Regions from separate parts of the Homo sapiens genome. Here all the other regions are linked to region 1. A link is a loop called in an ENCODE intact Hi-C map of the cell type or tissue named here. Cell type or tissue: ovary. All regions are shown on one strand. Each heading gives the region's core, and the rest is flanking DNA. Links, peaks and the distances in the headings are about the cores only.

Evidence for each region. A loop is a pair of places that touch in the nucleus more often than their neighbours do. Peaks named below come from ENCODE experiments on the same cell type or tissue, not always from the same donor. Only the 100,000 strongest peaks of a DNase experiment are listed, where the experiment ranks them.
Region 2: a loop joins it to region 1, with 5 times the contacts of the local background. A loop is called at or near these places in 58 of 110 quality-filtered maps.
Region 3: a loop joins it to region 1, with 2.1 times the contacts of the local background. A loop is called at or near these places in 53 of 110 quality-filtered maps.

Annotation. Positions count from the first base shown.
Region 1 is chr17:40,348,888-40,359,365 of GRCh38, forward strand. RARA (retinoic acid receptor alpha) reads left to right here. Exons shown (of 9, transcript NM_000964.4): 4 at 897-1,038; 5 at 3,023-3,183; 6 at 3,444-3,620; 7 at 5,415-5,619; 8 at 6,376-6,534; 9 at 7,122-8,756. The coding sequence ends at 7,339. Among named protein-coding and RNA genes, the nearest start is that of GJD3-AS1, 8.7 kb to the right of the region's middle. RefSeq lists an enhancer at 3,882-4,393 and a silencer at 6,206-6,275. In ovary, for the core only: CTCF peaks have their summits at 6,311 (motif pointing left) and 9,760 (motif pointing right); DNase peaks (open chromatin) are centred at 6,324, 7,493 and 9,774; H3K27ac peaks cover 758 bases.
Region 2 is chr17:40,197,436-40,207,913 of GRCh38, forward strand. No RefSeq gene overlaps it. Among named protein-coding and RNA genes, the nearest start is that of MIR6867, 9.1 kb to the left of the region's middle. In ovary, for the core only: a CTCF peak has its summit at 4,524 (motif pointing right); no DNase peak of the experiment used is centred there.
Region 3 is chr17:40,185,800-40,196,277 of GRCh38, forward strand. RAPGEFL1 (Rap guanine nucleotide exchange factor like 1) reads left to right here. Exons shown (of 15, transcript NM_016339.6): 5 at 3,067-3,179; 6 at 3,409-3,576; 7 at 4,635-4,732; 8 at 4,841-4,963; 9 at 5,517-5,695; 10 at 5,783-5,873; 11 at 6,414-6,464; 12 at 6,807-6,894; 13 at 7,127-7,191; 14 at 7,564-7,618; 15 at 7,865-9,851. The coding sequence ends at 7,989. MIR6867 (microRNA 6867) reads left to right here and starts at 7,798; the gene lies at 7,798-7,864. RefSeq lists a silencer at 5,683-5,742 and enhancers at 5,863-5,942, 8,644-9,144, 8,769-8,818. In ovary, for the core only: a CTCF peak has its summit at 6,004 (motif pointing left); DNase peaks (open chromatin) are centred at 5,592 and 6,002; H3K4me3 peaks cover 1,014 bases; H3K27ac peaks cover 343 bases.

The sequences.
Region 1 (10,478 bases), core at 2,458-10,457:
TTCAGGTGCCCGGGCTGTGGGCTCCCCAGTGTCTGGCTGGATTTCCCCATCCTCACGTTAGGTGCCAGGGTGCAGGTATACCTGGTCCTTAGCAGCCCTGCGCCCGGCTTCTCCTCCTTTCCCTGGGGCCTGAGCCTCTGTGTGCGTTTCTTCCTCCAGAGATTGGGGCTCAGAATCTTCACAGCTTTGGGCCTTGCAGCTCTGGGCTGCTCTTCAGCCTGGAGTAGCTATCCCCAGATGTGGGACGGAGGTCAAGGGCAAAGCACAAGGACTCAGGCTGTGTGTCTGCCTGTCCTGTCTGGTTGTTCCTGGTCTGTTCTTCCTCTGTCCGCCTGTCCCTCTGGTCAGCCTGTATGTGGAGCCCCTGGCCAGCCTGGGTCTGTGTCTGTGATGGGTCGGTGCACACCTGTCTTGGTGAACTCACATCTTTCTGCCTTGCTCCTGAGTGCATGTGTGTGTTCGCCTCCATTTCTCTGGCCAGCCCGTGTATCTGCCTCCTGGCCTCTTCGGGCTTGTCTTCTTTTCCTGTGTTCTGAGTTCAGGGGTGTGGGTTCCAGATCCCTGGCTGTTGCCCAGTTAGCCCCATGTCTTCCTATTTCTGACTCACCAGCAGCCCTGAGGTCTTTTCCCTGGAAGGGAGGAGTCAGGTGTGTGCTGTGGGTTGGGGGAAGACTCCTGCCCATCCTGCAGTGTTGAGGCAGGTACTGGGATTCTCCTGAGGAGGATCCTTTTAGGTGAATCATTCTCCCCAGCTTTTCTGGCCTGCTCAGGTAGGCGATGGGCAAACGCTTGGGGGCAGCAGCTGGCCTGGCCCTCCTCCCCTAGACTGAGACCGTAGCCAGGCACTGCTCCCACTGTGGGTGTGGACAACCTGACTCCCTCCCCTCCATACCCAGGGCTTCTTCCGCCGCAGCATCCAGAAGAACATGGTGTACACGTGTCACCGGGACAAGAACTGCATCATCAACAAGGTGACCCGGAACCGCTGCCAGTACTGCCGACTGCAGAAGTGCTTTGAAGTGGGCATGTCCAAGGAGTGTGAGTGCCATAGGGCAGGGGCCGAGTCCCGCCTCAGTTGGGGTCTCAGATGCTCCTAAAGACCAAGGGAGCAGGGCTCTGTGGATGTTTGTGCACATGCATGAACACGCATGCCGTGGTGTGCGGGCTCACGGTTGAGGATGGTTTGTGTGTAGCTGCAAGGACCTGTTTGCGAGTCTGGCTGGCTGTGTGTCCACGGGCAGGTCTGTGCTCCGGGACCGTGTATGTGTAACCATTCCTGTTTCTGCACGTCTGGCTGTGTGTGCTTGCGTATGTGTGTGTGTGTGCATGCTCCAGGATGGCTTTCTTCCAGGCCGTGCTTGGTTTTGGGGTGGGGCTCAGAGGCATAGGCAGTCCCTTCTGATTGTGAGTCTTAGGGGAGGGGCTTGAATTCTGAGGGGTGCTTGGCTGGACTTATGTGTGTATGGGGGGGTGGAAGGGCTGGCACAAGGATCCAAAAGCCATTGTCTAGTTAAGCCTGGGATTCAGAGTTGGAAGAAAGAATTGGGACTTCTCAGATCCCAGAGGAAACGGGGTTTCCACTTTGGGCTCAGCTGAGGCCTGATGGAGGGAGGGAGGGAAAGGCTGGACAGGGAGACCCTCTTGTGTTGAATCATGGGTGTTGCCATGGTGACCGGTGATTGATGATGTCAGAGATAAATGACGCTGACAGACGCCTCCTTGTCTGCGTGGCCGTTGCCATGGAGCCTGAGCCTTGGGGGATGGGATGGGGGAGGGGGCTGCAGGACCCCCTAGCCCTTTGTGGGGAGGGCAGTGGGGAGGGGGCACGGGTGAGATGGTTCTGACTGTTGCACGAAGAGCCCCAGACAGGAATGGAGGGGACTGGAGTGTCCTGCCACAGGAGGCTGGGGGTGCCTTGTCCTGAGCCCAGGAAGTGGCTCCTGCTGCAAGAGTGGGTGACAACTCAAGACCCACAAGCCTGGAACCCTTCGCTTAAGGGCTGTCACCTCCTCCTCTCTGTTTGTGCCACCTTCTGCTCTTTTCATGGCAGAAGGACCAGGGAGGGGACCCCTTCTCCCTCCCACCGCCAACTCCCCTTCTCCCTCCCACCGCCAACTCCCCCTCTCCCGGCTGCTCTGTGCCCCGGAGCTGAGCAGCTGCCATTTCAATAGAATTAAAGCTTCCGAATGATAAACGTCTTGTCACAGCTGCAATTTTCTCTTCCCAAATTATCCCCCCACTCTCCCTCTCCCTCTCCCTTCTCTCCCCTGCACTTTATTGAATTTGCAGAATCGACATGAGTGATCTCCAAATTATGCCAGCTACCCCCACCTCGCTACCCCCTCCCTGAGCCCCTCCCCCACCCTCCCTTCCTCCCGCGTCAGCAGCCACCACCACCAGCCCTGTGAGTGATTGTGTGTCTGGATAATCGGCTGGTAACGACCCCATCGCTTCTTTAAAGCCGAGTGGTGTGTGCGGCTCAGCGCCCCTGGTGATTTGTCAGCTCCCCAGCTAATGGGCCAAGAGATTCTCCCCGCCAGGTCCCCCACTCTCAGGCTGGGGAGCCCTACTCCCCACTTGCCCCAGGAGCTGCTCAGAGCCAGTCCCAAGGGACCCCCAGGGAGACTGCAGCTGGGAGGGCTGGGTGAGTGGAGGCGGGAGAAGGACCTTCCTGGGGAAAGAGGAGGCAGAGCACCTAGGAGGGCACCGTCGCCTGGAGTGTGAGCTGGAGTAGACGCGTGGGGGATAGCATGCGGCTGGCTATGGGGTGGGGTGGGGGGTGTGTGCAGGGCCACAGCTGTGCTCATGGGGCTTCTGGGGCAGAACTTGATGTGTGGGTTGGGTGGGCATGGAGGGCTGGAGTGCGTGGCAATGCCTTGCCTGCCCGTGAACGCGTGCTGTGTGCGCGTGCTTACAAGCCTGGGTGACCTCCTCAGCAGCTGGCAGCTCTCTGTCAGGCTGGGGGTGGACGAGGCCCTGAGCAGCCTGCAGCTGCCCTCTTAACCCCCTCTGCCCTCCACAGCTGTGAGAAACGACCGAAACAAGAAGAAGAAGGAGGTGCCCAAGCCCGAGTGCTCTGAGAGCTACACGCTGACGCCGGAGGTGGGGGAGCTCATTGAGAAGGTGCGCAAAGCGCACCAGGAAACCTTCCCTGCCCTCTGCCAGCTGGGCAAATACACTACGGTATGGCTTTCCCCCGGCCTGCAGGGTGGGATTTGCCCAGGGCCACAGGGCCAGGATGGGCCCCTCTCAGGCACCCCTTCTTGTGCCAGGCAAGATCTCTGCGTCCTTCCCTTCCCCTCTCTTCTCCCTCCTCCTGCTGCCTCTTCCCAAGGAGCTCCCAGGAAGTGAAGGCTGGGTAGAGGGCAGGCCTGTGGGGGCTGGAGCCAGGCTGAGAAGGGGTGCCATGGAGAAGAAGGCCCTCACTCTCCCTCCTCCCCCAGAACAACAGCTCAGAACAACGTGTCTCTCTGGACATTGACCTCTGGGACAAGTTCAGTGAACTCTCCACCAAGTGCATCATTAAGACTGTGGAGTTCGCCAAGCAGCTGCCCGGCTTCACCACCCTCACCATCGCCGACCAGATCACCCTCCTCAAGGCTGCCTGCCTGGACATCCTGGTGAGGGTCTGCACCCTGGCCCCCAGGCACTGCCCCTGTGTCCTGGGTAGATGTCCTTCCAGCCAGACAGCCACCCTCCTAAATGTCTGTCTGCAATCAACCTGTCCAAATGCCCACCGCCCAAATGTCTGCCCTTCCTCTCCCCATATGTCCACCTGTCCACTCGTCTCCCTGTCCACTCAGCCACCTAGCAGCCAGATGTGCAGGAGCTCACCTGTTCACCCATACACATATCCAGCCACCCAGCCATCCATCCATTTAGCCAGTAATAAAGATTCACGTAGGAGCCAGGTGCAGTGGCTCATACCTGTAATCCCAGCACTTTGGGAGGCCGAGCGAGGCAGGAGGATCACTTGAGGCTGGAAGTTCAAGACCACCCTGGGCAACATAGTGAGACCTTATTTCTGCAAAAAACTAAAAAGATTCACCTAGGATCCTCTGGCCAGTGTTCGAGCTGGGTGTCAGGAACCCAGCGGTGAATGCACCACCATCCCCTCTCTTGAAAACCTTCCATGTGAGGCAAGAGATAAGTCAACAGAGGTTGCAAAACTGTGATCAATGCTTCCTGGAGATTGGGGGAGGGCTTGTGACTGCTTGGGCCTGAAGGATGATGTCTCAGAGGAGGTGACATCTAGGGGTTTGTAGAGGGGGAGGTGAGAGGGTAGCCCTAACTCAGGAGCAGGAAGTGAAAGACTTGCTGCTGTGAGGCCATGCTGAGCTCAGGGGACTGCCGGGCACTCGGTGAGGTGAGCCCGAGGGTAGACTGGGCTGGAGGCTGGATGCAGGGGGTGGGGGCAGGAAGAGGTGGTGGGAACTGCCAAAGCCTAGGCTGGAGGGAGCACTCTCCTTCCTGCTGTCCCTGACAAGGGCTCGGTCCACCTGTTCCCTCTTGGTCACCTCCAGGGTGGGGAACCTGGGATTTGACGAGACTGTCATTTCTTTTTATGTTTTTCTTTTTTGAGATGGAGTTTCACTCTTGTCACCCAGGCTGGAGTGCAGTAGTATGATCTTGGCTCACTGCAGCCTGCAACTGCTGCCTCCCGGGTTCAAGCGATTCTCCTGCCTCAGCCTCCTGAGTAGCTGGGATTACAGGCACCCGCCACCACACCCGGCTAATTTTTGTATTTTTGTAGAGACGGGGTTTCACCATGTTGGCCAGGCCGGTCTCGAACTCCTGACCTCAGGTGATCCTCCCGCGTGAGCCGGCAGACTGTCATTTCTCCATGGGCACCTCTGAATGTTGAGGCGGGTGATGGGTGGGAGGTTTAGATTGTGCTGCCTGCAGGGGCTCCCATCCCCATGCCGTGGATGCAGGAGGTGCCGTCTGGGTTCCTGCAACCACATTCAAGCCAATACACATTTACTGAGCGCTTGTTGTGTACCTCATCCTGGGAGCTGTAGGCAGCAGCCCAGTGTTCCTTAGCTCCTAGAAATTCTAGGTCCCCTCTACATTCTTTGCATGTAGGCAGGATGACCTGGACCTGCACTATCCAGTACAGTAGCTGCTCACCACATGTGACTCTTTAAATTTAAATTAATTAAAATTAAACTCAATTCAGTTCCTCAGTTGCATTAGCCACATTTCAAGTACTCAGTAGACGCATGTGGCTGGTGGCTGAGGTATGGATGGTGCAGACGTAGAACCTTTCCATCATTGTAGAAAATTCTATCAGACAGCATTGCTCCGGCCACCTGCCAGGTGGTCCTCCGGGAGTGCTGGTGCGGAGTGCTGGTGCCGAGTGCTCAGAGTGGGTTCGGGTTCAGTCCCTGAACCCAAGCATCCTCTGCACCCAGATCCTGCGGATCTGCACGCGGTACACGCCCGAGCAGGACACCATGACCTTCTCGGACGGGCTGACCCTGAACCGGACCCAGATGCACAACGCTGGCTTCGGCCCCCTCACCGACCTGGTCTTTGCCTTCGCCAACCAGCTGCTGCCCCTGGAGATGGATGATGCGGAGACGGGGCTGCTCAGCGCCATCTGCCTCATCTGCGGAGGTGGGCAGGGGGCCTGGGTCTGGGGGCTGGGCTGGGACGGGGGTGCAGCCCTGGAGTCTCTTCCAGGGAGCTCTTTCAGGCCACCTCTGTTAGGTATCTCTAGAGGGCAGGGTCTGGTCTGCAACTACACAGCAAGGGGGCCATGTGGGGCCTGGACTCCTGTTCCCGATTTCTGGGCAACACCCCTTCTAGGGAGGTTAAGAGTGAGGGTTTGAGGGTCGGACCAACCAGGGTCACCTCCTGGCCGATGCATGACCCTGAGCAGGTTGCTGAACTTCTCTGGGCCTCCGTTTCTGTACAGTGGGGGCGGTAACGGTCTCTAGCTCATGAAGTTGATGGGAGGATTACGGTGGTAACAGATACTGTGCAGGTGCCCAGAGCGAGCTCCAGTGCTTGTTAGTTGCTATTTTATTGTTGTGATTTCTGCCATTTCATCTGGTTTCCAGAATAACAGGGGGGAGTGGGAGCCTGCCTGGGAACCCTCTCCCTGCTTGAGGATGGCACTGCCCATTTGGGGTCCCATCCCACTAACTGGGCTCAGGGAGGGTTTGGGGCACCCCCTCACCCTCAGCTCCCGTTGCTCCCTTTTAAGGGCCTCTGTACCCTGCGGCAGCAGAGACCCCATGCCCTGCCCTGTGTGGGGAGGCGCCTGCGAGCTGCCCTCCTCCATGGCCTGGGCAGGCACGCCCCCCGGTGGCCGAGGCTGGGGGTGCAGCTGTGTTCCCAGCTGCTCAGGGGGTGGTTCTGCTTCCTCAGACCGCCAGGACCTGGAGCAGCCGGACCGGGTGGACATGCTGCAGGAGCCGCTGCTGGAGGCGCTAAAGGTCTACGTGCGGAAGCGGAGGCCCAGCCGCCCCCACATGTTCCCCAAGATGCTAATGAAGATTACTGACCTGCGAAGCATCAGCGCCAAGGGTGAGGCTCACAGACCTGGAGGGGTACCGGCCCCCGACACCTGGCCCAGGCCCCCACATCCAAGCCAGCACCCCATGTCTTTGTGCCAGGACAATACGACACCTGTCCCCATCTGTGTCTAGGCTGAGGTCCCCTAGTGACTCCACTTTGCCGAGGTGGCCCGCCTGTGTCACCTTTGTGTGGTAGTTCAGATCGTGGCTCTGGAACCAGACACGTGGGTGTGTGTCCTTGTGTGGGTCACTCAACAGCTCCTAGCTACAGTTTCCCTTCCGAGGGCGGGGATAACATTCGTGTTTACAGAGGGGTCGGGATGATCCCTAGCACACAGCACAGGGGAAGGAAGGGCTTGGCGTCTAGCCCAGGCCGGCAGTCTGGCCCTGGAGCCGGAGTTCGGGACCACTTTGCCCCATTGCCACCAGCCTCTGGACCTGGGGGCTTAAGAGAGCTGGCTCGTGTCAAAGAACTGAATCCCAAGAAAGATGCTAATATCAGCAGTATTGATCTTCCCACCTCGAGCCAGGCTTGCTGGGGCTGGGGGTGGGAGGGCTGGCCCAGCGTGCTGACCTCTGCCCCCTCCTTTCCTGCAGGGGCTGAGCGGGTGATCACGCTGAAGATGGAGATCCCGGGCTCCATGCCGCCTCTCATCCAGGAAATGTTGGAGAACTCAGAGGGCCTGGACACTCTGAGCGGACAGCCGGGGGGTGGGGGGCGGGACGGGGGTGGCCTGGCCCCCCCGCCAGGCAGCTGTAGCCCCAGCCTCAGCCCCAGCTCCAACAGAAGCAGCCCGGCCACCCACTCCCCGTGACCGCCCACGCCACATGGACACAGCCCTCGCCCTCCGCCCCGGCTTTTCTCTGCCTTTCTACCGACCATGTGACCCCGCACCAGCCCTGCCCCCACCTGCCCTCCCGGGCAGTACTGGGGACCTTCCCTGGGGGACGGGGAGGGAGGAGGCAGCGACTCCTTGGACAGAGGCCTGGGCCCTCAGTGGACTGCCTGCTCCCACAGCCTGGGCTGACGTCAGAGGCCGAGGCCAGGAACTGAGTGAGGCCCCTGGTCCTGGGTCTCAGGATGGGTCCTGGGGGCCTCGTGTTCATCAAGACACCCCTCTGCCCAGCTCACCACATCTTCATCACCAGCAAACGCCAGGACTTGGCTCCCCCATCCTCAGAACTCACAAGCCATTGCTCCCCAGCTGGGGAACCTCAACCTCCCCCCTGCCTCGGTTGGTGACAGAGGGGGTGGGACAGGGGCGGGGGGTTCCCCCTGTACATACCCTGCCATACCAACCCCAGGTATTAATTCTCGCTGGTTTTGTTTTTATTTTAATTTTTTTGTTTTGATTTTTTTAATAAGAATTTTCATTTTAAGCACATTTATACTGAAGGAATTTGTGCTGTGTATTGGGGGGAGCTGGATCCAGAGCTGGAGGGGGTGGGTCCGGGGGAGGGAGTGGCTCGGAAGGGGCCCCCACTCTCCTTTCATGTCCCTGTGCCCCCCAGTTCTCCTCCTCAGCCTTTTCCTCCTCAGTTTTCTCTTTAAAACTGTGAAGTACTAACTTTCCAAGGCCTGCCTTCCCCTCCCTCCCACTGGAGAAGCCGCCAGCCCCTTTCTCCCTCTGCCTGACCACTGGGTGTGGACGGTGTGGGGCAGCCCTGAAAGGACAGGCTCCTGGCCTTGGCACTTGCCTGCACCCACCATGAGGCATGGAGCAGGGCAGAGCAAGGGCCCCGGGACAGAGTTTTCCCAGACCTGGCTCCTCGGCAGAGCTGCCTCCCGTCAGGGCCCACATCATCTAGGCTCCCCAGCCCCCACTGTGAAGGGGCTGGCCAGGGGCCCGAGCTGCCCCCACCCCCGGCCTCAGCCACCAGCACCCCCATAGGGCCCCCAGACACCACACACATGCGCGTGCGCACACACACAAACACACACACACTGGACAGTAGATGGGCCGACACACACTTGGCCCGAGTTCCTCCATTTCCCTGGCCTGCCCCCCACCCCCAACCTGTCCCACCCCCGTGCCCCCTCCTTACCCCGCAGGACGGGCCTACAGGGGGGTCTCCCCTCACCCCTGCACCCCCAGCTGGGGGAGCTGGCTCTGCCCCGACCTCCTTCACCAGGGGTTGGGGCCCCTTCCCCTGGAGCCCGTGGGTGCACCTGTTACTGTTGGGCTTTCCACTGAGATCTACTGGATAAAGAATAAAGTTCTATTTATTCTACACATGCCTCCAGCCTTGCTGCCTCCACCCCCTCCTCTTGGCGTCTGGTCTGGGGGCTTGGGATGGGTTTCGTCATGTGCTCTGGGCCTGTGATGGCCAGGAATGAGCACTGGGGCCAAGGGGCTGGCCAGGGCACCCTTCCAAGCTGCCTTCTGAGGCTTACCTTGTGCTGGGGTCTTTGGAGATGCTGAGAAGGAGAAAGTCCTGCCCCTTGGGAAGCCCTCAGTCTGGGGATCCACACTGCCCATGTCAAGGAGCCCCAGTCTGGGAGTGGGAGAGAAGAGGAGGAAAGCTGCCCCCACCTTCAGGGAACCCCCAGTCTGAGGGAGGAAGCCGGAGCCACCCCTAGACATTTCTGGTCCTTGGGAAGCCTTCACCATCACGGCAGGAATGACAGATGGCACAGGAGCTGGGGTCAGGGACTCATAGAAACCTAACAAGAGGCCTGGCGCAGTGGCTCATGCCTGTAATTCCAGCACTTTGGGAGGCTGAGGTGGGCGGATCACTTGAGGTCAGGAGTTCAAAACCAGCCTGGCCAACATGGTGAAACCCCGTCTCTACTAAAAATACAAAAAAGTTAGCTGGGCGTGGTGGCGGGCGCCTGTAATCCCAGCTATTAGGGAGGCTGAGGCAAGAGAATTGCTTGAACCTGGGAGCTGGAGCTTGCAGTGAGCCGAGATCGTGCCATTGCACTCCAGCCTGGGCGACAGAGCAGGACTCCGTCTCAAATAAGAAAGAAAGAAAGAAAAAGAAAGAAGGAAGGAAGGAAAGAAAGGAGAAAGGAAAGGGAAAGGACGAAAGAGAAAGAAAGGGAAGGAAAGAAAGGACAGAAAGGAAAGAAAGAAAGAAAGAAAAGAAAAAAGAAAGAAGAAAGAAAGGAAAGAAAGAAAGAAAAAGAAGAAAGAAACTTAACAAGAACACAGGATTGGGATGGAAGCTGTGGGGGCCTAGCCGGGAGGGAGTAAGGCAAAGGGTTCCTTCTGCTAGAGGCTGCCTGCCATTTCTACATTAACCACCAGGTGGCGGCAGCGCCTTGCTTGACTCACCGGCCGCCCTAGGCTGGAGGCAACCGCGGGGACCGAGGCGCTTTTCCTCCAGTAAATATTTTCTAACATCTTTACGAGTCTGAAATGAAATCTAACATACTGTACCTGTACACGTGATTTCACAGATCAATATGTTGTCACAACCGTATTATAAAGGATAAATTGAGGGGCAGTGCTATGTGTTTCAATAGATTAATGCTTGCCCCTCTTTTGAATGAATACATTTGGATTTAAAAGAAGGTTGGAAGCCATTCTGTACAAGAAGCCCAGGAACATTAAAGAGCATGGGTGGATGTTGGAATAAAAATCGGCATGTTTGATCTATAATAAAACAATGCAAAAAAAGCCCAAACAAAACCCTTAATGGTTTTTTCTTTATCTTTTCTTTTCTTTTATTTTTTGAGACAGAGTCTTGCTGTGTCACCCAGGCTGGAGGGCAGTGGCGCAATCTCGGCTCACTGCAAGCTCCGCCTCCCGGGTTCACGCCATTGCCATTCTCCTGCCTCAGCCTCCCCAGCAGCTGGGACTACTGGCACACGTCGCCACACCCGGCTAATTTTTGTATTTTTAGTAGAGACGGGGTTTCACTGTGTTGGCCAGGATGGTCTCGATCTCCTGACCTCATGATCCGCCCGCCTCGGCCTCCCAAAGTGCTGGGATTACAGGCGTGAGCCAC
Region 2 (10,478 bases), core at 479-8,478, 150 kb before region 1:
ATCGCTTGAGCCCAGGAGTTCAAGACCAGCTTGGGCAACATAGTGAGACCCTGTCTCTACAAAAAATAAAAAATTAACGAGGCTGCAGTGAGCTGCGATAGCACCACTGTACTATAGCCTGAGCAACAGAGTGAGACCCTGTTTAAAAAAAAAAAAAAAAAGAAAGGAGAGCAAGGGAAGGAGGGAGGGAGGGACAGAGGGAGGGAGAGAGGGAGGGAGGAAGGAAAGAAGGAAGGAAGGAAGGAAGGAAAAAAACCCAGTGTCTTTCAACACATGAATGGACAAATGCATTGGGGCATATTCTTATGGTGGAATACTATATAGCAAGAAAAAAGAACAAATTATTAATACCCACGTGAATGAATCTCACAGACTTAATGTTGAATAAAGGAAGCCAGACACAGGCTGGGTATGTTGGCTCACACCTCTAATCCCAGCACTTTGGGGGCCTGAAGTAGGAGTGAGAGGTGAAGCTGGCTGGGCTTCTGGGTCAGGTGGGGACTTGGAGAAGTTTTCTGTCTAGCTAAAGGATTGTAAATGCACCAATCAGTGCTCTGTGTCTAGCTAATCAGGTAGGGGACTTGGAGAACTTTTCTGTCTAGCTAAAGGATTGTAAAAGCACCAATCAGCGCTGTGTGTCTAGCTAAAGGTTTGTAAATGCACCAATCAGTGCTCTGTGTCTAGCTAAAGGTTTGTAAATGCAGCAATCAGTGCTCTGTGTCTAGCTAAAGGTTTGTAAATGCACCAATCAGCACTCTGTAAAAACGAACCAATCAGCACTCTGTAAAACGGACTAATCAGCATTCTGTAAAATGGACCAATCAGCGCTCTGTAAAATGGACCAATCAGCAGGATGTGGGTGGGGCCAGGCCACCCGAGCCAGTAGCGGCAACCCACTGGGGTCCCCTTCCACGCTGTGGGAGCTTTGTTCTTTTGCTCTTTGCAATAAATCTTGCTGCTGCTCACTCTTTTGGTCCGCACTATATGAGCTGTAGCACTTACCACAAAGGTCTGCAGCTTCACTCTTGAAGCCAGCGAGACTACGAACCCACTGGGAGGAACAAACAACTCCAGAAGCGCCACCTTTAAGAGCTGTAACACTCACTGCTGAAGGTCTGTGGCTTCATTCCTGAAGTCAGGGAGAGGACGAACCCACCAGAAGGAAGAAACTGGACACATCTGAACACCTGAAGGAACAAACTCCGGACACACCATCTTTAAGAGCTAACACTCACCGTGAGGGTCTGTGGCATCATTCTTGAAGCTTCATTCTTGAAGTCAGCAAGACTAAGAACCCACTGGAAGGAACCAGTTCTGGACACAGGAGGATCTCTTAAGCCCAGGAGTTCAAGACCAGCCTGGCCAACATAGTGAGACCCCTATCTCTACAAAAAATAAAAAATGTAGCTGGGCATGGTGTGTCGCGCCTGTAATCCCAGCACTTTGGGAGGTTGAGGCAGGAGAATCCCTTGAGTCCAGGAGTTTGAGACCAGCTCAGGCAACATAGGGAGACCTTGTCTCTACAAAAAAATAAAAAAATAGGCCAGGTGCGGTGGCTCATGCCTGTAATCCCAGCATTTGGGAGGCCGAGGTGGGTGGATCACCTGAGGTCGGAAGTTTGAGACCAGCTGACCAGCATGGAGAAACTGTCTCCACTAAAAATACAAAATTAGCTGGGCGTGGTGGCACATGCCTGTAATCCCAGCTACTCGGGAGGCTGAGGCAGGAGAATCGCTTGAACCTGGGAGGCAGAGGTTGTGGTGAGCTGAGAGCGTGCCATTGCACTCCAGCCTGGGTAACAAGAGCAAAACTCCATCTCAAAAAAAAAAAAAAGGCTGGGCAGGGTGGCTCACGCCTGTAATCCCAACACTTTGGGAGGCTGAGACCTATGGATCACGAGGTCAGGAGTGCAAGACCAGCCTGGCCAAGATGGTGAAACACCATGTCTACTAAAAAATACAAAAGTGAGCTGGGCATGGTGGCAGGCACCTATGTAATCCCAGCTACTCAGAAGGCTGAGGCAGATAATTGCTTGAACCCGGGAGGCAGAGGTTGCAGTGAGCCGAGATCGTGCTACTGCACTCCAGCCTGGGCGACAGAGTGAGACTCCGTCTCAAAAAAAAAAAAAAAAAAAGCCATATATGGTGGTGCATTCCTGTAGTCTCAGCTACTTGGTAAGCTGGGGTGGGAGGATTGCTTGAGCCTGGGAGCTCAAGGCTGCAGTGAGCAGAGATCATGCCACTGTATTCCAGCATGGGCGAAAGAGGGAGACCGTGTCTCAAAAAAAGAAAAAAAAAAAGCCAAGCATAGTGGTGCATGTGTGTAGTCCCAGCTACTCAGGAGGCTGAGGTGGAAGGATTGTTTAAGCCCAGGAGTTCAAGGCTGCAGAGAGCTATGATTGCACCACTGTACTCCAGCCTGGGTGACAGAGTGAGACTCTTTCTCTTAAAAAAAAAAAAGAAAAAGAAAAAAAGGCCGGGCACGGTGGCTCACGCCTGTAATCCCAGCACTTTGGGAGGCCGAGGCGGGTGGATCACGAGGTTAGGAGAGTGAGACCATCTTGGCCAACATGGTGAAATCCTGTTTCTACTAAAATACAAAAAAATTAGCTGGGTGTGGTGGCGTGCGCCTGTAATCCCAGCTACTTGGGAGGCTGAGGCAGGGGAATCGCTTGAACCCGGGAGGGAGAGTTTGGAGTGAGCTGAGATTGCGCCACTGCACTCCAGCCCGGCGACAGCGACAGAACAAGACTCAGTCTAAAGAAAAAAAAGGCTGGGCGCGGTGGCTCACGCCTGTAATCCCAGCACTTTGGGAGGCGGAGGCGGGCGGATCACGAGGTCAGGAGATCGAGACCATCCTGGCTACCAGGGTGAAACCCCGTCTCTACTAAAAATACAAAAAAGTAGCCCGGCGTGGTGGTGGGCGCCTGTAGTCCCAGCTACTCCGGAGGCTGAGGCAGGAGAATGGCGTGAAACCGGGAGGGGGACCTTGCAGTGAGCCGAGATGGTGCCACTGCACTCCAGCCTGGACGACAGAGCGAGACTCCATCTCAAAAAAAAAAAAAAATTTAGGCCGGGCACGGTGGCTCACACCTGTAATCCCAGCACTTTGGGAGGCCAACGCGAGTGGATCACCTGAGATTGGGAGTTCAAGGCCAGCCTGACCAAGACGGAGAAACCCTGTCTCTACTAAAAACACAAAATTAACTGGGTATGGTGGCGCATGCCTGTAATCCCAGCTACTAGGGAGGCTGAGGCAGGAGAATCGCTTGAACCTGGGAGGCGGAGGTTGTGGTGAGCTGGGATGGCACCACTGCACTCCAGCCTGGGCAACAGAGCCAGACTCCATCTCAAAAAAAAAAAAAAAAAGTTCAAGAGCAGGCTAAATTAATCTACGGGGATAGAAGTAAAAATAGGCTGGGCACGGTGGCTCATGCCTGTAATCCCAGCACTTTGGGAGGCTGAGGCGGGCGAATCACGAGGACAGGAAATCGAGACCATCCTGGCTAACACGGTGAAACCCCGTCTCTACTAAAAACACAAAAAAAATTAGCCGGGTCTGGTGGCGGGCGCCTGTAGTCCCAGCAACTCGGGAGGCTGAAGCAGGAGAATGACGTGAACCCGGGAGGTGGAGCTTGCAGTGAGCCGAGATCATGCCACTGCACTCCAGCCTGGGCGACAGAACAAGACTCCGTCTCAAAAAAAAAAAAAAAAAAAGAAGTAAAAATAGTGCCTACTCAATAGGGTAGGGGAAAGTATTGACCGTGAAGGGGCATGAAGAAGCCCTGTGGGGCGATAGAAATGTTCCATATCGGCCAGGCGCGGTGGCTCTCGCCTGTAATCCCAGAACTCTGGGAGGTCGAGGTGCGGGAGGCTGAGGCAGGAGAATCACTTGAACCCGGGAGGTGGAGGTTGCAGTGAGCTGAGGTTGCACTGAGCTGAGATCGGGCCACTGCACTCCAGCCTGGGCAACAGAGTGAGGAATAAATAAATAAATAAATAAAAGAAATGTTCCATATCGTGACCTGGGGGTGGGTATACAAGTGTGTCTATCTGGCTTGTTGAGTTGGTCATGTAAAATTTGTTAAGTGTTACCGTAGCTACATTACACCATAAAGCAATTCAGATTCTGACAGTCCACTGTTTTTAATAACAGATTTAAAATAAAAAATTCTCCCTTCCTGGCCAGGCATGGTGGCTCACACCTATAATCCCAGGACTTTGGGAGGCTGAGGCAGGCAGATCACTTGAGGTCAGGAGTTCAAGACCAGCCTAGCCAACATGGTGAAAGCCTGCCTCTACTAAAAATACAAAAATTAGTTGGGTGTGGTGGCGGTCACCTGTAGTCCCAGATACTCGGGAGGCTGAGGCAGGAGAATCAGTTGAACCCAGGAGGCGGAGGTTGCAGTGAGCCGAGATCCCAACACTGCACTCCAGCCTGGGTGACAGAGCGAGACTCTGTCTCAAAAAATAAATAAATAAGGTGTCTTCATGAGGTGTGCTGCGTGCAGTGAAGAATTTAGGCAGTGCCCTTTGAATCCACTAGGTGTCACCACCAAGATTGTTTTCTCAACCTGCCTGGGGATGAGGGAGGAGGCTACATAACCCAGAGGAGGATAGTGCCTTTCTTGGGGTAATCTTGAATCCTTCTGAGAGGGTCTATCCCCAGATATAAGTCATATTTGACCGGAAGAACTTGTTTCTTCAGTCTCTCCCTATGAGCTCTTTCATCTTTAGCGTTTAAACCCTTTTAAGTCTCCATTTTTAAAAACACTTTCCTTCTGTAGTCCTAGTGGGAGGATCGCTTAAGCCTAGAAGTTTGAGGCTGCAGTGAGCTATGATCACACCACTGCACGCCAGCCTGGGAAACAGACCAAGAACATGTCTCAAAAATAAATAGGCCGTGTGCAGTGGCTCACGCCTGTAATCCCAGCACTTTGGGAGGCTGAGGCAGGAGGATTGCTTGAGCTCAGGAGTTTGAGACCAGCCTGGGCAACATAGTGAGACCCTTACCTCTACTAAAAAAAAAAAAAAAAAAGCCAGGTGTAGTGGCATATGCCTGTAATCCCAGCTACTCGGAAGGCTGAGGCATGAGAATTGCTTGAACCCAGGAGGTGGAGGTTGCAGTGTGTGGAGATTGAGCCATTGCACTCCAGCCTAGGTGACAAAGTGAGACTGTCTAAAAAAAAAAAAAAAGAATCCTAATATTTGGGGAAAAAAAGAAAAAACATTATGTTTAAATGTGTTGTGTAATATTTCAATCATACAAAAAGTTTAAAGACTAATATAATGAGCACTTGAGTCTCCACCTCCCAGCTTAGGAAATGAAAACTTGGCCGGGTGCCGTGGCTCACTTCTGTAATCCCAGCACTTTGGGAGGCCGAGGTGGGCAGATCATGAGGTCAGGAGATCGAGACCATCCTGGCTAATACAGTGAAACCCCGTCTCTACTAAAAACACAAAAAAATTAGCCAGGTGTGTAGTCCCAGCTACTCGGGAGGCTGAGGCAGGAGAATCACTTGAACCTGGGAGGCGGAGGTTGCAGCGAGCTAAGCTCGTGCTACTGTACTCCAGCCTGGGCAACAGAGAGAGACTCCGTCTGAAAAAAAAAAAAAGAAAAGAAAAAAAGAAAAAGAAATGAAACCCTACCCTCCAGCTGAACCTGGTACCTGTCCCCAGTTGCATCCTCTTTCTTTCTTTCCAGAGACAACCACCCTCATAAGTATGGTATTGTGACACAAAGTAGCAAACCTAAGTAGCCACTTTTGTTAATTCTGCTTGCCAGCAGAATTTCACCAATTCCCTTGGCAGCAGAATTTCACAAAGCCCCTGAGTCAGTGTGAGCACAGTCCCCAGCCCAGAAGAATGCCCTGAAAATGATAAGCAGGATAGGGCACAGCTTCCTGTGTCTCTTGCCAAAGTCACTGCAATTTCCGAAAAGATAAGTTCAGTGATCCTGGCCTTTGCTTCTTCCTGTACGTAAAACAATGTGACGAATTAATGATTATGCCTCTGTAATCTATAACCAGATGTATCTTCGCACCCATACTTTGATGAGATTTTGCTCTAATGTAACTTCTCAGCATATATTTAATATAACTTCTGAGCACATACAGAACCGCCACCACCTGTGTATTCACTACTCCGGAGCAGTCTAACTGAATCTCTCTGAAAGTCTCCTCCCAGGTTGGGCGCAATGGCTCATGCCTGTAATCCCAACACTTTGAAGGCTGAAGCAGGTGGATCACCTGAGATCAGGAGTTTGAGACCAGCCTGGCCAACATGGTGAAACGTCATCTCTATTAAAAATACAAAAAAAAAAAAAATGGCCGGGCGTGGTGGCTCACGCCTGTAATCCCAGCACTTTGGGAGGCCTGAGGCGGGCGGATCACAAGGTCAAGAGATTGAGACCATCTTGGCCAACATGGTGAAACTCCATCTCTACTAAAAATAGAAAAATTAGCAGGGCGTGGTGGCGCATGCCTGTAATCCCAGCTACTCGGGAGGCTGAGGCAGGAGAATCACTTGAAGCAGGGAGTCGGAGGTTGCAGTGAGCTGAGATCGTGCCACTGCACTCCAGCCTGGCAGCAGAACGAGACTCCGTCTCAAAAAGAAAAAAAAAATAGCTGGGCGTGGTGATGGGAGCCTGTAATCCCAGCTACTTGGGAGGCTGAGGCAGGAGAATCGCTTTAACCTGGGAGGCGGAGGTTGCAGTGAGCCAAGGTCATGCCATTGCACTCCAGCCTGGGCAACAAGAGCGAGACTCTGTCTCAAAAAAAAAAGAAAGAAAGAAAGAAAGTCTCCTCCCAGATTGCAATCCTCAGTGAAACTCTGCATAAAACTTATTCTTTAAATGCTTGGTTTTTCTCTCTCTCTCTCTCTCTGTCTCTTTCCTTCTTCTTCTTCTTTTTTTTTTTTTGGGGGGGGTTCAGGATGTTACTCTGTCACCCAGGCTAGAGTGCAGTGGTGCAATCACAGCTCACTGCAACCTTGACCTCCTGGACTCAAGTGATCCTCCCACCTCAGCCTCACGAGTAGCTGGGACCACAGGCATGCACCACCATACTCGGCTAGTTTTTTTATTGTTTGTAGAGACAGAATTTTGCTACGTTGCCCAGGCTGGTCTCAAACTCCTGGGCTCAAGGGATCTTCCCATCTCAGAGTCTCAAAGTGCTGGGGTTACAGGTGTGAGCCACTGTTCCCAGCCAAAAGCTTGATTTTTCTTTCATCAACAGTATAACATTCCTGTAAACTTGTACTACATTTGTATACATCTCCAAACAGTGTGTTGCAATTTTGAGGATAACAGTTTTATTGAGATGTAGTTCACATACTATGTAATTAACCTAAAATGTACAAATCAATGGTTTTTAGTATATTCACCAAGCTGTGTAACCATCACCACAGTTAATTTTGTTTTTTTTGTTTTTTCCGAGACAGAGCCTCGCTCTGTTGCTCAGGCTGGAGTGAAATGGCACGGTCTCGGCTCACTGCAACCTCCACCTCCCAGGTTCAAGCAATTCTCCTGCCTCAGCCTCCCGAGTAGCTGGGATTACAGGCGGCCGCCACCATGCCTGGCTAATTTTTGTATTTTTAGTAGAGATGGGGGTTTCACCATGTTGGCCAGGCTGGTCTCGAACTGCTGACCTCGTGATCCACCTGCCTTGGCCTCCCAAAGTGCTGGGATTACAGGCGTGAGCCACCGCACCTGGCTAATTTTAGATCATTTTCATTACCCCCCAAAAGAAACCCCCTGTACAAGACTGTTCATAGCAACATTATTTGTAGTAGCCCAAAGTAGATAAACTAAAATGTGGTATATTCATAAGATGGAATACTATTCCATCATAAAAAAGAATGTATTTGTCCATTCTCACACTCCTATAAAGAACTACCTGAGGCCAGGTGCGGTGGCTCACACCTGTAATCCCAGCACTTTGGGAGGCCGAGGCAGGTGGATCACCTGAGGTCAGGAGTTCAAGACCAGCCTGACCAACATGGTGAAACCCCGTCTCTACTAAAAATACAAAAAAATTAGCTGGGCGTGGTGGCAGGTGCCTCTAATCCCAGCTACTTGGGAGGCTGAGGGAGGAGAATCGTTTCAACCCAGGAGGCAGAGGTTGCAGTGAGCCAGATTGTGACACTGCACACCAGCCTGGGCAACAAGAGCAAAACTCCATCACACACATACACACACACACAAAAACTACCTGAGACTGGGTAATTTATAAAGAAAAGAGGTTTAGTGGCTGGGTGCGGTGGCTCACGCCTGTAATCCCAACACTTTGGGAGGCCAAGGTGGGCAGATCACGAGGTCAGGAGATTGAGACCATCCTGGCTAACATGGTGAAACCCCGTCTCTACTAAAAATACAAAAAAATTAGCTGGGCATGGTGGTGGGCGCCTGTAGTACTAGCTACTCGGGAGGCTGAGGCAGGAGAATGGTATGAACCCGGGAGGTGGAGCTTGCAGTGAGCCAAGATTGCGCCACTGCACTCCAGCTTGGGCAACAGAGCCAGGCTCCGTCTCAAAAAAAAAAAAAAAAAAAAAAGAAAGAAAGAAAGAAAGAAAAGAGGTTTAGGCCAGGCACGGTGGTTCATTCCTGTAATCGCTACACTTTGGGATGCCAAGGCTAGCAGATCACGAGGTCAGGCAATCAAGACCATCCTGGCCAACATGATGAAACCCAGTCTCTACTAAAAATACAAAAAATTAGCTGGGTGTGGTGGCACGCACCTGTAGTCCCACCTACTCAGGAGGCTGAGGCAGGAGAATCACTTGAACCCAGGAGGCGAGGGTTGCAGTGAGCCGAGATCATGCCATTGCACTGCAGCCTGGACAACAGAGCGAGACTCCATCTAAAAAAAAATAAGAGGTTTAATTGACTCACAGTTCCACAGGACGTACATGAGGCACGGCTGGGGAGGCCTCAGGAAACTTACAATTATGGCAGAAAGGGAAAGGGGAAGCAAGTAATCTTCACATGAGCAGGAAAGAGAGAGCAGAAGGGGAGGTGACACACACTTTTATTTATTTATTTATTTATTTATTTTGAGACTCACTCTGTCGCCCAGGCTGGAGTACAGTGACATGATCTCAGCTCACTGCAATCTCTGCCTTCCGGGTTCAAGCGATTCTCCTGCCTCAGCCTCCTGAGTAGCTGGGATTACAGGCATGCATCACCATGCCTGGCTAATTTTTGTATTTTTGGTAGAGAAAAGATTTCACCATGTTGGCCAGGTTGGTCTTGAACCCCTGACCTCAGGTGATCCACCCGCGTTGGCCTCCCAAATGCTGGGATTACAGGCGTGAGCCATGTGCCTGGCCAGTGCCACACACTTTTAAACAACCAGATCTCATGAGAACTCATTCATTATCACGGAATCAGCAAGGGGGAAATCTGCTCCCATGATCCAGTCACCTCCTGCCAGGTCCCTCCTAACATTGGAAATTACAATTTGACATGAGATTTGGGTGGGGACACAAAGTCAAACCATAGCAAGGAATGAAGTACTGATATATACTACAACATGGATGAACCTTGAAAAAACTGTGCTAAAAAACCAGACACAAAAGGCCTCATATTGTATGATTCCATTTATATGAAATGTCCAGCATAGACAAATCCATAGAGACAGAAAGTAGATAGTTTCTGGTTGCCATGGGCTGGGGTGAGAGCAGAATGGGGAGAGGCTACTAATGGGTATGGAGTTTCTTTTTGGGTGATGAAAATGTTTTGGAATTAGATAGTGGTGATGGCTGTACAACATTGTAAATATACTATATACTCACTTGGATGCTTTAAAGTGGTTACAATGGTGAGTTTTATGTTATGTGAATTTTATTTGCTTGGCTTCTAGACTCATCACACCAGTCTCTGCCTCCATCATTACAAGGCATTCTCCTCTGTGTGTCTCTCTGTGTCCTCTCTTCTTCTTTCTTTCTTTTTTTTTTGAGATGGAGTCTCACTCTTGTCACCCAGGCTGGAGTGCAGTGGCATGATCTTGGCTCACTGCCACCTCCGCTTCCCAGGTTCAAGTGATTATACTGCCTCAGCCTCCTGAATAGCTGGGATTACAGAGGCCCGCCACGACGCCCGGCTAATTTTTTGTATTTTTAGTAGAGATGGGGTTTCACTGTGGTCTCGATCTCCTGACCTCGTGATCCGCCCGCCTCGGCCTCCCAAACTGCTGGGACTACAGGCGTGAGCCACTGCGCCCAGCCTCTCTTTTCTTTTCTTTCTTTTTTTTTTTTTTTTGAGACAGAGTCTTCCTGTGTCACCCAGGCTGGAGTGCGGTGTCACGATCTCAGCTCACTGCAGCCTCTGCCTCTGCATCCTGGACTCAAGTGATCCTCCCACCTCAACTTACTGAGTAGCTGGGACCACAGGCGCGCACCACCAAGCACAGCTAATTTTTCTGGATTTTTAGTAGAGACGGGGTTTTTATCGTGTTGCCCAGGCTCGTCTCAAACTCTTGG
Region 3 (10,478 bases), core at 2,044-10,043, 160 kb before region 1:
AAAAGAAAAGAAAAATTAGCTGGGGGTGGTGGTACGTGCCTGTAGTCCCAGCTACTCAGGAGGCTGAGGCAGGAGAATTGCTTGAACCCAGGAGATGGAGGTTGCAGTGAGCTGAAATCACCTTACTGCACTACAGCCTGGGTGACAGAGCGAGACTCCGTCTCTAAAGAAAAAAAAAAAGGCCGGGTGCGGTGGCTCACGCCTGTAATCCCAGCACTTTGGGAGGCTGAGGCAGGCAGATCATGAGAGGCAGATCATGAGATCAGGAGTTCGAGACCAGCCTGACCAACATGGTGAAACCCCATCTCTACTAAAAATACAAAAATTAGCCAGGCATGGTGGCACATGCCTGTAATCCCAGCTACTCAAGAGGCTGAGGCAGGAGAATGTCTTGAATCCAGGAGGCAGAGGTTGTAGTGAGCCAAGATTGCATCACTGCATTCCAGCCTGGGTGACAGAGTGGACTCCGTCTCAAAAAAAAAAAAAAGGCCGGGCGCGGTGGCTCACGCCTGTAATCCCAGCACTTTGGGAGGCCGAGGCGGGTGGATCATGAGGTCAGGAGATCGAGACCATCCTGGCTAACAAGGTGAAACCCCGTCTCTACTAAAAATACAAAAAATTAGCCGGGCGCGGTGGCGGGCGCCTGCAGTCCCAGCTACTCGGGAGGCTGAGGCAGGAGAATGGCGTGAACCCGGGAAGCGGAGTTTGCAGTGAGCCGAGATTGCGCCACTGCAGTCCGCAGTCCGGCCTGGGCGACAGAGCGAGACTCCGTCTCAAAAAAAAAAAAAAAAAAAAAAAAAAAAAAAAAAAGAGGTGGGCTGGGTGTGGTGGCTCATGCCTGTAATCCCAGCACTTTGGGAGGCCGAGGCAGGCAGAATGAGGTCAAGAGATCGAGACCATCCTGGCCAACACGGTGAAACCCTGTCTGTACTAAAAATACAAAAATTAGCCGGGCGTGGTGGTACACACCTGTAATCCCAGCTACACGGGAGGCTGAGGCAGGAGAATTGCTTGAATCCAGGAGGTGGAGGTTACAGTGAGCCGAGATTGCAGCACTGCACGCCAGCCTGACAACAGAGCAAGACTCTGTCTCAAAAAAAAAAAAAAAAAAGTAGTGAAAACAGGAAGGAAACTGTTTTTTTGGTAACAACTTATTTGATTATAAATTTTATGTATTATTTATTAATTTGTATTATTATTTTTTAATAGAGACGGTTTCATTATGTTGTCCAGGCTGGGCTCCAGCAATCCTCCCACCTTGGCCTCCCAGAGTGTTGGGATTCTAGGTGTAAGCCACCACACCTGGCCTGACTATAAGTTTATAAAACATATATATTTATATATGGAGATATATTTGTTTATTTATATTTTAATGGCTCTTTAAAAAACAGTTGGTAAAATTCCCCAGAACTTAACAGTATGCTCTTGTGAGCCAGTGTGAACCAGCTTCAGGACACCACTGTATCCATCCATCCATGAATCCATTCTGCCCTTTTAGTTTCTCTCTTCTCTTGTCCCCACCACCACAACCCTTAGGGAGGCCTCAGCTTGTGGTCTAGCATCCTTCTCTGCCTTCTCTGTGCTGACACTAGAGAGATCTTTCATGCTCCTGTTCCAAAGGCATCCCTGCTCCCCATGCTTCCAAGAGAAAGTGAAACATCCCAGCATTCAATACCCTTCCCTTTCTGCCTTCTGCTGATCCTTCCCATCTCATCTCCTACATCCCCTCCATCCATGACACCTCAACTCCTGCGCTCTCGAACTTCCCATGGTCGGTTATATTGTCCACCCCAGAATGCCCTCCTCCCACCATGTTTTCTTTTTTTTTTGAGACAGAGCCTGGCTCTGTCGCCCAGGCTGGAGTGCAGTGGTGTGATCTCGGCTCACTGCAAGCTCTACCTCCCAGGTTCACACCATTCTCCTGCCTCAGCCTTCTGAGTAGCTGGGACTACAGGCGCCTGCCACCACGCCCGGCTAATTTTTTATATTTTTTTTAGTAGAGACGGGGTTTCATCGTGTTAGCCAGGATGGTCTAGATCTCCTGACCTCGTGATCCGCCCGCCTTGGCCTCCCAAAGTGCTGAGATTACAGGCGTGAGCCACCGCGCCTGGCCTTTTTTTTTTTTTTTTTTTTTTGAGATGGAGTCTTGCTCTGTTGCCAGGCTGGAGTGCATGGCGTGATCTCAACTCACTGCAACCTCCCCCTCCCGGGTTCAAGCGATTCTCCTGCCTCAGCCTCCCAAGTAGCTGGGATTACAGGTGCACGCCACTACGCCTGGCTAATTTTTGTGTTTTTAGTAGAGACGGGGTTTCACCATGTTGGCCAGGCTGGTCTTGAACTCCTGGCCTCAAGTGATCTGCCCACCTCAGCTTCCCAAAGTGCTGGGATTACAGGTGTGAGCCACTGCACCTGGCCTCCACCTCCTTCTCTTCCTGCTTTCCTCCAAGGCCCAGGTCAAATGCCATCTTCTCAATGAAAACTTCCCAGATCTTCCTTTTAGGAATAGCTTTCTTCTTCCCCCACACCAGCATAACTCTCCTGGTACCTTTGTTATATTATCAACACCTCCTGCCTGGTATTAGAAGTAGCTGTATGCCTGTCTATCTCCTTCCTAGACTGTGAAGTTCTTTTCAGCAAAATTCAGCAAACAGCTGCTGACCTACTACCTACCATGTGTCAAGCAGTGTGTTAGGCCCTGGTGGATGAAAAGATACTCAGTAAGAACCAAATCCCAGTCCTCAAGAGCTCTCAATCTCATAGAAGAGATAAGAGGTGAACATAAACATTATCCCAATGTTCTATAGTAGTTGAGAGAAGAAAGTGACCTTCCTGGTGGGTGGGGTGGATCAGAGAAGAATTCATGGAAGAGGTGGCATTTGATTAGGGTTACTTGGATAATTATCCCATACTGCTCATTGTCCTCTCTTCTGACCCCCTTAACCACCTGAAATTGCTGCTGGTGCATCCTTGACCCAATTCTGATATTCTTGCTTGATGTTGCCTGCTTGGTGTTGGTTGTCCATATGCCTGGCAGGGCGTGCTGATGCCCAGCTGTGTCCATGCCAGGATTCCAGAGGAGAACCAGCCACCCAGCAAGCAGGTGAAGCCACTCTTCCGCCACTTCCGCCGGATAGACTCCTGTCTGCAGACCCGGGTGGCCTTCCGGGGCTCTGATGAGAGTGAGTGTGGGCATTAGGAGGGGCAGGGTGTCCTGAGTGGCTCAGGGGGACATATCTCTGGGTCTTGAGCACCCTCAGTGGCATCTCCCTGGGTGGTAGAACCAGCCCCTTTCACAGGACCTTCTTCAGAGGCCAGCCTCTGGTGGGGAATAGAGGCACCCTGGAGGAGACTGTGCCAGCTGCTGCCACTCTGCCCTCTGTTGAAAGCCATTTTCCTGTTTCCGTCCAGTCTTCTGCCGTGTATACATGCCTGACCACTCTTATGTGACCATACGCAGCCGCCTTTCAGCATCTGTGCAGGACATTCTGGGCTCTGTGACGGAGAAACTTCAATATTCAGAGGAGCCCGCGGGGCGTGAGGATTCCCTCATCCTGGTAGCTGTGTCCTCCTCTGGAGGTGAGGGTCAGGAAGAACTGGGCTGATGCTCCGAGAGGAGAAACTCACAAGCTCAGGGCTCTGGGGGAGGGGTAGAGACTGAATTCTAGGCCCTTGCTACTCAAAGTATGGTCCCGGGACAAGCCTCATGTGCATCGCCTGGGAACTTGTTAGGATGCAGCATCTTGCTGGGTGCAGTGGTGCAAACCTGCAGTCCCAGCTACTCAGGAGGCTGAGGCAGGAGGATTGCTTGAGCCCAGGAATCCAAGGTAGTACATTATGATTGCACCTGTGAATAGGCACTGCGCCCTATCCTGGGCAACATAACAAGACTCTGTCTCTAAAAGAGATGCAGCATCTGCGACCCCACCCCGACCTGCTGGTCTTGTTCAAATCAGCATTTGGACAGGACCCCCCAGGGGACTCCTATGCCTACTAAAGTTTGGGAGGCACTAGCTGGGCATGGTGGTGTGCACCTGTAATCCCAGCTACTTGGGAGGCTGAGGCAGGAGAATCACTTGAACCGCGGAGGCGGAGGTTGCAGTGCCGAGATCAAGACACTGTGCTCCAGTCTGGGCAACAAGAGCGAAACTCCGTCTCAAAAAAAAAAAAAAAGTTTGGGAGGCACTGGTCTAGGACTCAGGTTCTGATCTGAGTGCTGCCCCTCACTCACCTATGGATTGTATTCTGATCCTTTAACCTCCCTGTGTATGTAAGGATGCCACATTTCACAGGCTAAAGACACAGGATGAGTGGGAAGGCAGAAAGCCAGCAATGTCACTGAAGCTTTGTTTTCCTCTACAGTAGGAAAAAATTTCAGCCTTCCCAGTGTCACAAGGACAACAGAGTAAGAGAAAAGCTGTGAAAGAAAGGGAGTAGAAAAAAAGTTATAAATGCAAAAGAAATAATCATTTGACAAATTCCAGATAAATATGGCATAAACTAGTGATAAGATGAGTTCCATTAGTCTAGAATGTGTCAGTGTGGGGTGAGGAGTTTTTGGATAGGACAGTGTCAGTGTGGGATGTGTGAGGGTGCAGGCGGCAGGGGCCGAGGATGAGCAGCTCTTTCTCCTGCAGAGAAGGTCCTTCTCCAGCCCACTGAGGACTGTGTTTTCACCGCACTGGGCATCAACAGCCACCTGTTTGCCTGTACTCGGGACAGCTATGAGGCTCTGGTAAGAACTTCCCAAGGCCTTGACTGGAATGGAGGGCTGAGGAGGGCTGTGAGCAATCCCTCACCCTGCCACCAGGAGCCCAGCCCCTATGCCCCTGCCTGCCACCAGGTGCCCCTCCCCGAGGAGATCCAGGTCTCCCCTGGAGACACAGAGATCCACCGAGTGGAGCCTGAGGACGTTGCCAACCACCTAACTGCCTTCCACTGGGAGCTGTTCCGATGTGTGCATGAGGTGGGGACCGAGGCTGGTGCTATGCTGGGGGGCTGGAGGGAGAAATGTGCCATTGGGAGACGGTGTTCGCAGCACAACGTCCTGGTTCCAAGGCTCACTTGCAGCAAGCCCTTGGGCAACGCATGGCCGTAACCTTTGTTCCCCCATCTGAAAAAAATCGCAAAGAGAGAGACCCCAGAGCACAGTGGCTCAGGGCCCAAGTGCTGTTTACACAGAACCTGACCCAGGATTTCTATTTTTAAAATATTCACTATTAAAGAAATAAAATAAGGCAGAGACAATAATGCCTAGCAGATGGTTGTCTTGAGGATGTCAGCCGTGAGCGAATGCCTGGCACCTAGTAAGTGCTCAGTAGCTGGTGAAATATTATTAATGCTGGTTGTTTTCTTTTTCCGCATCTTTGCCGCCTCCTGTCCTTTCTATTTTTCTATTTTCCACCCCTTCCGCCCCCGCCCTCCTGCCTTTCGCTCCTCATCGCCTTGCACTGCCATCTTCCCACCCACTCCCCTCACCCCCTGGCGCCCTGGCCGCCCCTCCGCTGCCGTGGGTGCAGCTGGAGTTCGTGGACTACGTGTTCCACGGGGAGCGCGGCCGCCGGGAGACGGCCAACTTGGAGCTGCTGCTGCAGCGCTGCAGCGAGGTCACGCACTGGGTGGCCACCGAAGTGCTGCTCTGCGAGGCCCCGGGCAAGCGCGCGCAGCTGCTCAAGAAGTTCATCAAGATCGCGGCCCTGTGAGTGCGGCCGTCGGCGGGATGGGGGGCCGGAGGCCGGAGGCCCGCGCCGCCGCCCGCCCCTGACCCCGCCTCCCACCCCCGCAGCTGCAAGCAGAACCAGGACCTGCTGTCTTTCTACGCCGTGGTCATGGGGCTGGACAACGCCGCTGTCAGCCGCCTTCGACTCACCTGGGAGGTGATGAGACCCCTCCCGTTCCTACCTGGGAATCTGGGCATCCCGGGCTCCCCGAAGTGCGTCCTCCCGGGACGGCCGCCGGCCTGGAGGGAGTCTTTGCGCCAGTTGGAGGGAGGCGCCCTCTTCTGGCATACGCAACCCCAGGGCGCACAGCTTGGCTAATGGACCCTGTCTTTGTGCAAATTAGTGAAAAGCCCGGATCCCGCCTGAGTCACGGCAGGCAGCCCTTGGCCAGGTCAGGTCGCAGACTTGGCTGTGGGAGTTGGGCTGATTTTCATCCACACTCAGTGGGGGCATCTTTATACAAAGCACCTGCATAAGACAGACCTGGCCTTCCCCAGAATAATGAATTCCTCTGGGCTGTTTCAAGCCTCTAGACTTAGCCAAGGCCTGACTTCATTTCCCCACCCACCAGCTTCCCAGCCCCCTACAAGCCATGCAGGCCCTTTTGCCCTCCAACAGGGAGAATTAATCCGAGGCTCCCATGTAACCCAAGGAGCTCCACTCTGATATCCCTTCTCCTTCCTTCAAACTCTGCAGAAGCTGCCAGGGAAATTCAAGAACTTGTTTCGCAAATTTGAGAACCTGACGGTGAGTGGGTTTGGCTCTTTCTTCTGCTCTTGGACTGAGAGCCCAGAAACCCTCTGTTCCCATAAACCCCCTTCCTCAAGCTTTCCTTTCAAGGTGTTTAGTGTATGGGACCCCCCACCCTCCTTACCATGCTGGAGGGTGAGGTTGGAAGGATTGCGCCCCTGTTTTTCTTGAAGGAAAGGGGGAGTAGTCAGGTCCCTCCCCACCACACCATTAGAAAGCCCCCAGCACCCCTATCTGATCAGGAATGTATACAAGGCAGGGGGTGAGGGAGGAAGCTGAGGACATCTTTGGGATGCATTGGCCAGTCTGTCCCTTGATCTCTCTCCTGTGGAATACTAGGACCCCTGCAGGAACCACAAAAGCTACCGAGAAGTGATCTCCAAAATGAAGCCCCCTGTGATTCCCTTCGTGCCTCTGATCCTCAAAGGTGAGAGAGTTACTCCCAAGCTGTGCCGCTTCCACCCATGCTTCCCTTCTCCTATGCCCTGCTTCTGACTTCCAGCTCCCTCTCGACTCAGCCCTGAGTACCCACCTGGAGAGGAGCCCCCCACCACAGACGGAGTGGGTTCTGGGGAAGAGCGGGGTCCTCGGGTGCAGTGGCCCCTTTCGAACTCCTCTCTTATCCTTTCCTCACATTGGATTCTCTCCACATCCCCTAGACCTGACTTTCCTGCACGAAGGGAGTAAGACCCTTGTAGATGGTTTGGTGAACATCGAGAAGCTGGTGAGTGAGTGGCACTGCAAACCCCTAGTCCCACAAGTGGGGGGCTTGCATCCTCTCCCTCTCTCATCACCTCCCAAAAATAGCAGCCTTCCTCCAAGTGCCCAGCTTGCCTAACAGACTCTTGACTGTCTCCCTGGTGGCATCACTGTGGCAACCCACCCACAGGTGGCAGAGCTGACAGGCAGCTTGGGGGCAACTTCACCTCCCCCTCACATGGCACTCTGTTACACCCACTCCTTTGGTCCTTCAGAGACCCTCCAGAATTGGAGACTGGAGGGAGTAAAGCAGAGTGGGAGAATGGCGGAGGGGGAGCATAAGAGGGGGAGCCTCTTTCTGTGCCCCTTTCAAGGCTCATTCCTTGTCATCTCCCAGCATTCAGTGGCCGAAAAAGTGAGGACAATCCGCAAATACCGGAGCCGGCCCCTTTGTGAGTACCCAGGGTACTGAGAGCAGTACAGATAGAGCTTTGACTGAACGGGAGGGTTCAGGGGAGAACTCCCTGTCCAGATGTGTATTTCCATACACTTGCTGGTTCCCCATTCTCTCCTTGCCTCTGCAGAGGCCTTCCTGCCCAACATCTGTCTCAGTCCACAGCCTGATCTTCTGCCCGGTGTGTGTGTAGAGGAAGAAGGGAAGCTGGGAACCTGACTGCCTCTCCCTCTTTACCCACTAGGCCTGGACATGGAGGCATCCCCCAATCACCTGCAGACCAAGGCCTATGTGCGCCAGTTTCAGGTCATCGACAACCAGAACCTCCTCTTCGAGCTCTCCTACAAGCTGGAGGCAAACAGTCAGTGAGAGTGGAGGCTCCAGTCAGACCCGCCAGATCCTTGGGCACCTGGCACTCAAGCACTTTGCACGATGTCTCAACCAACATCTGACATCTTTCCCGTGGAGCAACTTCCTGCTCCACGGGAAAGAGGTCGATGGATTTACCCCTGGACCCATAAGTCTGTTCATCCTGCTGAAGTCCCCTCCCCATTGCTCCTTCAAGCCAAAACTACACTTTGCTGGTTCCTGTCCCCTCTGAGAAAGGGGATAGAAAGCTCCTTCCTCTATGTCCTCCCATCGAGATCTGTTCTGGGGATGGAGCTTCCAACTTCCTCTTGCAGCAGGAAAGAATGCTGCTCACCCTTCTGTCTTGCAGAGTGGGATTGTGGGAGGGATTGGCAGCCTTCTTCTCCACCACCTGTCCAGCTTCTTCCTGGTCAGGGCTGGGACCCCCAGGAATATTATGTTGCCGTGTGTGTGTGTGTGTGTGTGTGTGTGTGTGTGTGTGTGTGTGTGTGTGTGTGTGTGTCTTCTTTTAGGGAGCAGGAGTGCATCTGGTAATTGAGGGTGGATGTTGTGTGTGCTGGGGAGGGGTCCTTCTGTTTGGTGCTACCCTTGTCTACTCTGCCCCTGGATGGTGCGGGGTGCTTTCTCCACCCCCACACTCCCTGCTCAGCTCCTCGTGCTGCCCTGCATGCCCAGGCTTGTGAGCCAAGCTGCTTTTTGGGGCAGGGAGTAGCAGCAGGTGGGAGGGGTTACCCATCAGCCCTTGCAAGTCCCCCACTCAGGCCTCTGGAAGGTCCAGGGATGGGCTCTGATGAGAGGGTAAAAGATGCTCAGGGAAACACAGGCCTCAGCTGCCTAGAGGACCCTCCCCCTGCCTTGCAGTGGGCTCGGGTAGAGCAGTATCAGGAGCTAGGGTTGTCTGCTGCCCACACTCCTGCTTTTTGGGATATCTAACTGCTAAGGAGGGAGTTGACATCCCCCTTCTGGCTCATGTGTCTGACACCAACAACATGGTCTCTGTCCCTCTCTCTTTGACTCTCCCTTTGTCCTCCCCATAGAGCTGGGGTGGGGTGGATCCCTATACCTGGGGCAGGCAGCCCCAAAGTGGGGGAGGGGGATGGCAGAGACTGTAAAGGCGCCACTGGACTCTGGCAAGGCCTTTATTACCTTTACTCCCCTCCCTCTCCCATCACCAGCCTCAAGGCCTGAGGGGTGCAGGGGCTCCTGGCAGCTACTGGGTGAGGTTTCCTGGCACAGACTCACCCTTCTTTCTGGCACCACCTCTTTCCCTTTTGAAGAGACAGCAACAGCCGTAGCAAAAGCAGCTGCTGCTCCTGCTATGAGGGTGTATATATTTTTTACCCAAAGCTCTGGAATTGTACATTTATTTTTTAAAACTCAAAGAGGGAAAGAGCCTTGTATCATATGTGAACATTGTATCATAGGTAATGTTGTACAGACCCTTTTATACAGTGATCTGTCTTGTTCCTGCAGCAAAAATCCTCTATGGACATAGGAGGTGCTGTGTCCCATGCCCTCTTGCCCTGACAGTGTCCCATGGGCCCCCTTCTGCTCCCTGCCCCCTCCCTGCTACTGCTGATGCACTCTCCTCTCCCTGCAGCCCCTGGCTTCCCAGCCTTCCTCCTGACCCCTTCCAACAGCCTTGGAACTCCAGCTGCCACCACCCTCTGGGTCGGACACTGGGACCCACTGGCCCAGTCTTGGCTGCTGCTTACCCCTAGCCTTGATGCCTGCCCAGGGACCCCCAGCCCCCTCCCGTTGCCCTGCAGCTTTAACAGAGTGAACCATGTGTATTGTACAGGCGCGGTTGTCATTGCAGAAACCGCTGGGTGGAGAAGAAGCCGATAAAGTCTATGAATCAACCTGCCTGTTGTTCTCCATTCTGTTTTCTTTGAGGCTGTGGAAGTGCTGAGGGAGGGGAGAGGGGATGGCCGCCCAGTGCTGTCAGGAGCAGGGCTGTTCTGGAGTGACTTTGAAAATGTGGGTGGCGGGGTACAGTGGCTCATGCTTGTAATCCCAGCACTTTGGGAGGCCGAGGCGGGCAGATCACCTGAGGGCGGGAGTTCGAGACCAGCCTGGCCAACATGGTGAAACCCTGTCTCTACTAAAAATACAAAAATTAGCCAGGTGTGGTGGTGCATGCCTGTAATCCCAGCTACTTGGGAGGCTGAGTCAGGAGAGTAGCTTGAACTCAGGAGGCGGAGGTTGCAAGGCGCAGTGGCTCTCCAGCCTGGGCAACAGAGCAAGACTCTGCCAAAAAAGAAAATGTGGATGAGAGGAAAAGATGCCAACCTCACAAGACATGTCACATAATGCCTGGAACTCAGAAGAGGGGATGGGATGTTTTCGTTCATACATGTTCCAGGTGGCATAAATATGAGATCACATTTAATTCTAATGCTAAGGTAGAAGATTGAGGCACAGCAGTCCCAGAATAATTACTAGTGAGGGCACTGGTCCCCTAACCCAGGTCTGTCCCCTGAAGACAG